Regions from separate parts of the Homo sapiens genome. Here region 2 is linked to region 1. A link is an interaction called in ENCODE POLR2A ChIA-PET data of the cell type or tissue named here. Cell type or tissue: OCI-LY7. All regions are shown on one strand. Links, peaks and the distances in the headings refer to the core of each region. The heading gives the core; the rest is flanking DNA. Region 1 overlaps RIPK1 (receptor interacting serine/threonine kinase 1). Region 2 has its middle 5.9 kb from the start of TUBB2A.

Region 1 (2,908 bases), core at 138-2,637:
AGAGCCATCGTCACCCTGACATCTTGGCAGGCTCCCTCTCACTCTACCCACCAACGGCTCCGCAGCAGCCAACGGCTCCACAACAGCCAACGTCCCCATCCCGCTCAGAACTTAGCCCACCCACCCCTGCTCCCTACTCACTCAATGCAGTTGGGCCCCTTGTACACTGTTTTCATGATCATGAGTCCCTGGGTTCTGTGGAAACACAGAGACACCTTCCCAAAGCCTCCGCTGTCCAGTTCTGCACTCTCCAGGAAGTCACTGGATTTCATCTTAATGACATTCAAGGACATGTCTGGTTGCATTCTGAAGCTCAAGAACGCCCAAAATGGTACCACTTTTTCCCCCCCCGGCAGAGCTGTACCCTGTAAAGAAAACAGAGAGAAAACCTCAGGGCAAGACTATATATATATATATATATATATATATGTTTTTTTTTTTCTCCTTTGGAGACAGGGTCTCACTTTGTCAGTCAGGCTGGAGTGCAGTGGCACAATCATAGCTCACTGGAGCCTCGACCTCCTGGGCTCAGGCAATCCTCCTCCCTCAGCCTCCTTGAGTAGCTGGGACCACAGGTGCACCCCACCGTGACCAGCTGATTTTTTAATTATTTGTAGAGATGGGGGGGCCGGGGGATCTCACTATGTTGCCCAGGCTGGTCTCAAACTCCTAAGATCAAGGGATCCTCCCACCTCAGCCTCCCAAAGTGCTGAGATTACAGGTGTGAGCCATTGTACCTGGCAGAAAAGATCATTTTTAAAAACTTTTGTTAACATTCCACCACATGCTTGGTGTGCCTTGGATTTCTGAGGATAGACTTACAGTCATCTGATGAGCTATTTTTCATATTTTTAAGAATCAGAGAAGACTATAATATTTATTCCCTCAGCCTTTTTATTTCTGGCAATATGGAGCATTAGAAAATTTTAAGAACCCTCCAGCTATAAAGGACACAAGTATGTTGGACAACATAATACAAACATTCATTGAAATGCATACCAAAACTCCGTGGAAAGGAAAAGAACTCTAGGGACAGAAACAGAGCACCGGAGGCAGGCAGTAGCTCACACAGGGGAGTGCCAACCTCGCCATCCAGAAGTCAAGGTTTAAAGCCCAGCTGAGGTCAAGGAATACAAGAAAAGAAGGTAGAATGAAGAATCCCCCCTTAACACGGCACTGCTCAATGTGCAACCCTTTGATGAAAGGATGAACTAGAAAAAAAGCAGCCCATGGCAAACAAACATATTTGTCTTGGACTGGGCACAAGGTATTAAAAAAAAAAAAAAAAAGTTTGTGCAAATTTATAACCTTGGGCCTGTCTTGAAATAGATACAGACTTTGAATTGAGAGGATCGCCTAAACTATGAACTTTTACACAGGAAGTGGTCACAGGCTGATGCCATCCTGAGGTTATAGGCTAAAGCAAACAACAACCTCAAGCCAGGCCAGACAGAATTCCTACAAATACAAATTTAACATGAGCTCCCTTTCCAAAATTATAAAACACAAAAGAAAAAATTCACTGTGAGACAGACCCTGCAGCTACAGCAAGCAGCACTAGTAAGCACCAAAGAACTTCAGTAAATTAACAACTGAAAGGCATTAGAAAATGAATAGGTTTAAGTAATTATGAACAAAAGAAGGAATCTGAAGAATATAAAAAGAACAATGCAAACTCTAAGAAGAAAATGTGAAAAAGGAGTAGAATTTGGAGAATGTCCATCAGGGCTGTGAAGTATACAGTGTCAGATCTCAAAGCACAGCTATTTGCTTCATCCTTCCTCCCTTCTTTTCTTCCATTCATTCATTTTCCCCAAACTGAAATATAGAATAAAAACCCATGGAGAACCACAAGGAGACACCACTACACAACTACCAGGATATCCAAAACTAAAAAGACTAATACACCAAACACTGGCAAACATGTGAAGCAACCAGACCTCTCAAACATCACTGGTGGGAGTATAAAATGGTACAAACACTTTGGGAAAAGGGCTGGCAAAAAGCTTCGTGGCAAAACAGAAACTCCATGCAAACCAACAGGACACGGACACACTGGTGTGTGCATGTGAATGTGCGTGTCTGTGTTTTGCTTTGAGAGTAAAAGGAGGGCTATGGATGTTTTGTATTCCAGAAATACCCACATCCCGGCTGGGCGCCGTGGCTCACGTCTGTAATCCCAGCACTTTGGGAGGCTGAGGCGGGCGGATCACGAGGTCAGGAGTTCAAGACCAGCCTGGCCAACATGGTGAAACCCCGTCTCTACTAAAAATACAAAAATCAGCCAGGCGTGGTGGCACGCGCCTCTAATCCCAGCTACTCAGGAGGCTGAGGCAGGAGAATTGCTTAAATTTGGGAGGCGGAGGTTGCAGTGAGCCGAGATCGCATGCCACTCACTGCACTCCAGCTTGGGCAACAAAGTGAGACTCTGTCTCAAAAAAATTAAAATAAAATAAAATAATAAATATCTACATCCAGATACAGACCATGAAAAATACTCTTTCTGGGGCATAAAATATTCATTGAAATTTCATAGGCATTTATTTTGTTTATAAAACCACAAACACCTGCACTATGACCCAGCAATTCCAATCCCAAGAGAAATGAAAACGTATGTTGGAAAACACTTGTAAAATGTTCATAGCAACTTTATTTATAATAGCTCCAAACTGGAAACAGCTGCCCATCAGTAAGAGAATGAGTGAACACACTGGTGTATGAACACGATGGGATACTACTCAGCAATAAAAATGAACTACTGATACACATGAATGAAAACCGCATGAACGAAATGCAAAAACGTGATAAGTGAAAGTCGCCTTATACAAAAGCATACATACTATGTAATTCTATTTATATGACGGTTCAGAAGTCAAAACCAATCTGTGTCAGAAAAAGAACACTGGCC
Region 2 (2,908 bases), core at 326-2,825, 88 kb before region 1:
CCTACACGTTGGGTCACAGAAGTCTTCTGTGTTGGCTTTTGTGCTGTGAGAACAGAGGAAAAACGATTTGTGTTTTTTCACTCACAGAGTCAGTATTGGCTTCTCAATGAGATCCATAATGCCTCATTAATTACAAAACTATCCAACCTTAAATGGCATCTGTACATTATGTCAGTATACAAGTATTCATGAGTTAACAAATTTTGAATTTTGAAAGGCCAAGTACATAGAAATATCCAGTTGCACATTGCCTCTCTATCTTATCATGCACCCTAACTCTCCCGTCTTCCCCTAACCCATGTACGACAACCAAGCTGCTCTTGGCCTGTGAGCCCCCTGAGGGCCAGCGAGGGGAATAACTGCCCACAACCCCTGACCACGTACCCAAGTTCCTCCCAAGGAAACTGGGCACCCAAGAAGCACCTCCCCTTCCCCTTTCCACATTCGCTGCTCTGTTAAATCGCCCTCAGAGGGTGTTTCTCCTGCATATTTGTCTCCATCTTCCTTAATCTCCTTCTTTCTTTCAGTTATTAAAAAAATTCTGGGTGGGCGCAGTGGCTCGCACCTGTAATCCCAGCACTTTGGAAGGCCGAGGCAGGCAGATCACTTGAGGTCAGGAGTTCAAGACCAGCCTGGCCAACATGGTGAAACCCTGTCTCTACTAAAAATACAAAAATTAGCCGGGCGTGGTGGCGGGCGCCTATAGTCCCAGCTACTTGGGAGGCTGGAGCAGGAGAATAGCTTGAACCCGGGAGGTGGAGGTTGCAATGAGCTGAGATCGAGCCATTGTACCAGCCTGGGGGTCACAGTGAGACTCGGTCTCAAAAAAAACTTCTACTCATTTCTTGATAACCAGAAAATGATACTAAAAGTGGGTGATGAATGGAGCCAGCTCGAGCTCTGGAGGTCGCTGGCACTCTTTTGGAGGAACTGTCCCATATCATATTAGATATGTTTCATTTTCTATTTTAACTTTTTACATTAAGTATAATTTATACATTACAATATAAAAGTTGAGTTGTCTTTGACTAATTGACATGATATATTCTGTAGACATTTAAATAAACATTCATTTTACTATTGCAATTTTCCTTTTATTTTGGGGTCATTACTCCCCCTACACCCCCCACATCCCAATCCTGATCTCAAACGTTTCCTTAGGTCTGGAAAACTAATTAGCAGTGTGCTTGTGGTGACTACTGGTAAAACTGACCATGCCGGGCAAACTTTAGGTAGTGGAAGTAACAAATGTTCTTCCTAACTGAGAAGAGACACAGAATATATACATTGGCAGCACTACATTTAAGCCAGCCATTGGTGGCATTTCATTAACACTAGCAACAAAACGTGGGGGCATCAAAAAGTAAATTTAACAAAATTAGCCCACCCCCTATTCAGATGTTCCCTATTGTTATTTTTGTACGACAGGGCTGTTAGGCGGAGACGGAGGTTGCAGTGAGCCCAAATTGCGCCACCGCACTCCAGCCTGGGTGACAGACCAAGACTCCATCTCAAAAAAAAAAAAAAAAAAAAGTACTTCGATATTCTCTTATAGCTACAAAAAACAAAAGGCACGTCCTATTTTGAGCGCATCTCCCGCCTAGTATTTCATGAATTTGTGGGGTTGGTTGGTGCTCCCGCTGCAAAGGCCGTCCGATCTTGAGACAGAGGCTCAGGCCTTGCCGGCGACGGGCAGGGACGGGCGGTGGCGGCCTCCAGGGGGAACCCGGGTCTTGGGGCGGGGCGGGGCGGGGCGGGGCGGGCAGGGCCTCCGGGGGGCACAGCCCCGCCCTCCCCCTGCGCCGCGGCCCCTGGACCCCGGTGCCTCTCCCGCCCGCAGGAGGCCCCGCCCCGCCGCGCCGCGCTCTCACCGCGGGGAGGGGGCGAAGCTCAGCCTTTCCCGAACTACCGTTTGCCTAGAGCGTGAAACGGAGCGGGTCGCGCGCCCCGGCGCTCCGGACGGAAGGAGAAGGCAGCGTGGCGGCCCCACCCCGAGTCCCTGGCAGCCCAGACCTGGCGAAGGGTGAAGAAGCCTGGCTCCAGAACTAGGTGGTCAGGGGGTCAGGTAGTAGGAAGCCACGGAGCCGGCTCTCCCGGGTGCCTCGCGCCTCCCGGCGCCGCCCAGCGCCCTCTGCCCTGGACCTGCAGACTCGACGTCTGGGTGGGGGCAAGAGTGTTCCGATGGCGCCTCGGCTCGCGCTTAGCGATCCTGCGCTCGCTCACTCTGCAGCGCCAGCCTCGGGATTAGGGGAGAGGAGTGTAGTGCGGAGCTGTATGCAGAAGAGCGTGCGGCCAGCGGAGACCGCAGTCTCGCCGCATGGGAGCCTCGCAAGTGGCTCTGGAGTTGAGTCCTGATTCCAGAAGAGCTCCAGGGAGGGAGGGGAAGGAGGGAGAAAAAAAGGGAGGGAGGGAGGGAGTGGGGGGAGGACGGGATTAACCCGTTATAATAGCTAATATTTATATAACACTGTGGGGCAGGTGGTATTGTGAGTGCTTTCACATATTCATTCAGTCTTTATCACAACCCCAGGAAGCGGGTACTATTATTACTGTCACTTTACAGATGAGGCAACTAAGGCAGAGAGAGGTTAAGTAACTTGCCGAGGTCACACAGCTAAGAAGTGACAGTGAGGATTTGCACCCAGTCCATCAACTCTAGGCCCTGTGCTTTTCAACAGTCAGGGAACGCGGCAGGAGGGCACTGAGTCCTCTAAACGGCCTTAGTCATGGGAAGCAGAGATGAGTTTGCTCTGTAGATAATTCGGTATGCTCTGGACACCTCAGATTATGGGGAGAATGACAGTTGGGAGTAGGTTACATATTTTTGAGAATTTGTGAGATTATGTCTAAGTCATAGCAGAAGAAGATATAGTATTTCTTCACTCTTAATGTTGAAGGCAAAAAAAAA

The links. Peaks named below come from ENCODE experiments on the same cell type or tissue, not always from the same donor. Only the 100,000 strongest peaks of a DNase experiment are listed, where the experiment ranks them.
Region 2: POLR2A ChIA-PET joins it to region 1 with 14 read pairs; 11 of 35 experiments call an interaction of 5 or more read pairs at or near these places.

The regions. Positions count from the first base shown.
Region 1 is chr6:3,074,221-3,077,128 of GRCh38, reverse strand. It overlaps RIPK1 (receptor interacting serine/threonine kinase 1), which reads right to left. Exons shown (of 11, transcript NM_001354930.2): 2 at 142-365. The coding sequence starts at 305. Among named protein-coding and RNA genes, the nearest start is that of RIPK1, 7.2 kb to the right of the region's middle. In OCI-LY7, for the core only: no CTCF peak of the experiment used is centred there; a DNase peak (open chromatin) is centred at 1,378; H3K4me3 peaks cover 1,422 bases; H3K27ac peaks cover 1,468 bases.
Region 2 is chr6:3,162,020-3,164,927 of GRCh38, reverse strand. No RefSeq gene overlaps it. Among named protein-coding and RNA genes, the nearest start is that of TUBB2A, 5.9 kb to the right of the region's middle. RefSeq lists silencers at 1,732-1,791, 1,882-2,271, an enhancer at 1,546-2,356 and a cis regulatory region at 1,522-2,414. In OCI-LY7, for the core only: CTCF peaks have their summits at 1,247, 1,467, 2,035 and 2,242; DNase peaks (open chromatin) are centred at 1,797, 2,187 and 2,556; H3K4me3 peaks cover 2,027 bases; H3K27ac peaks cover 1,512 bases.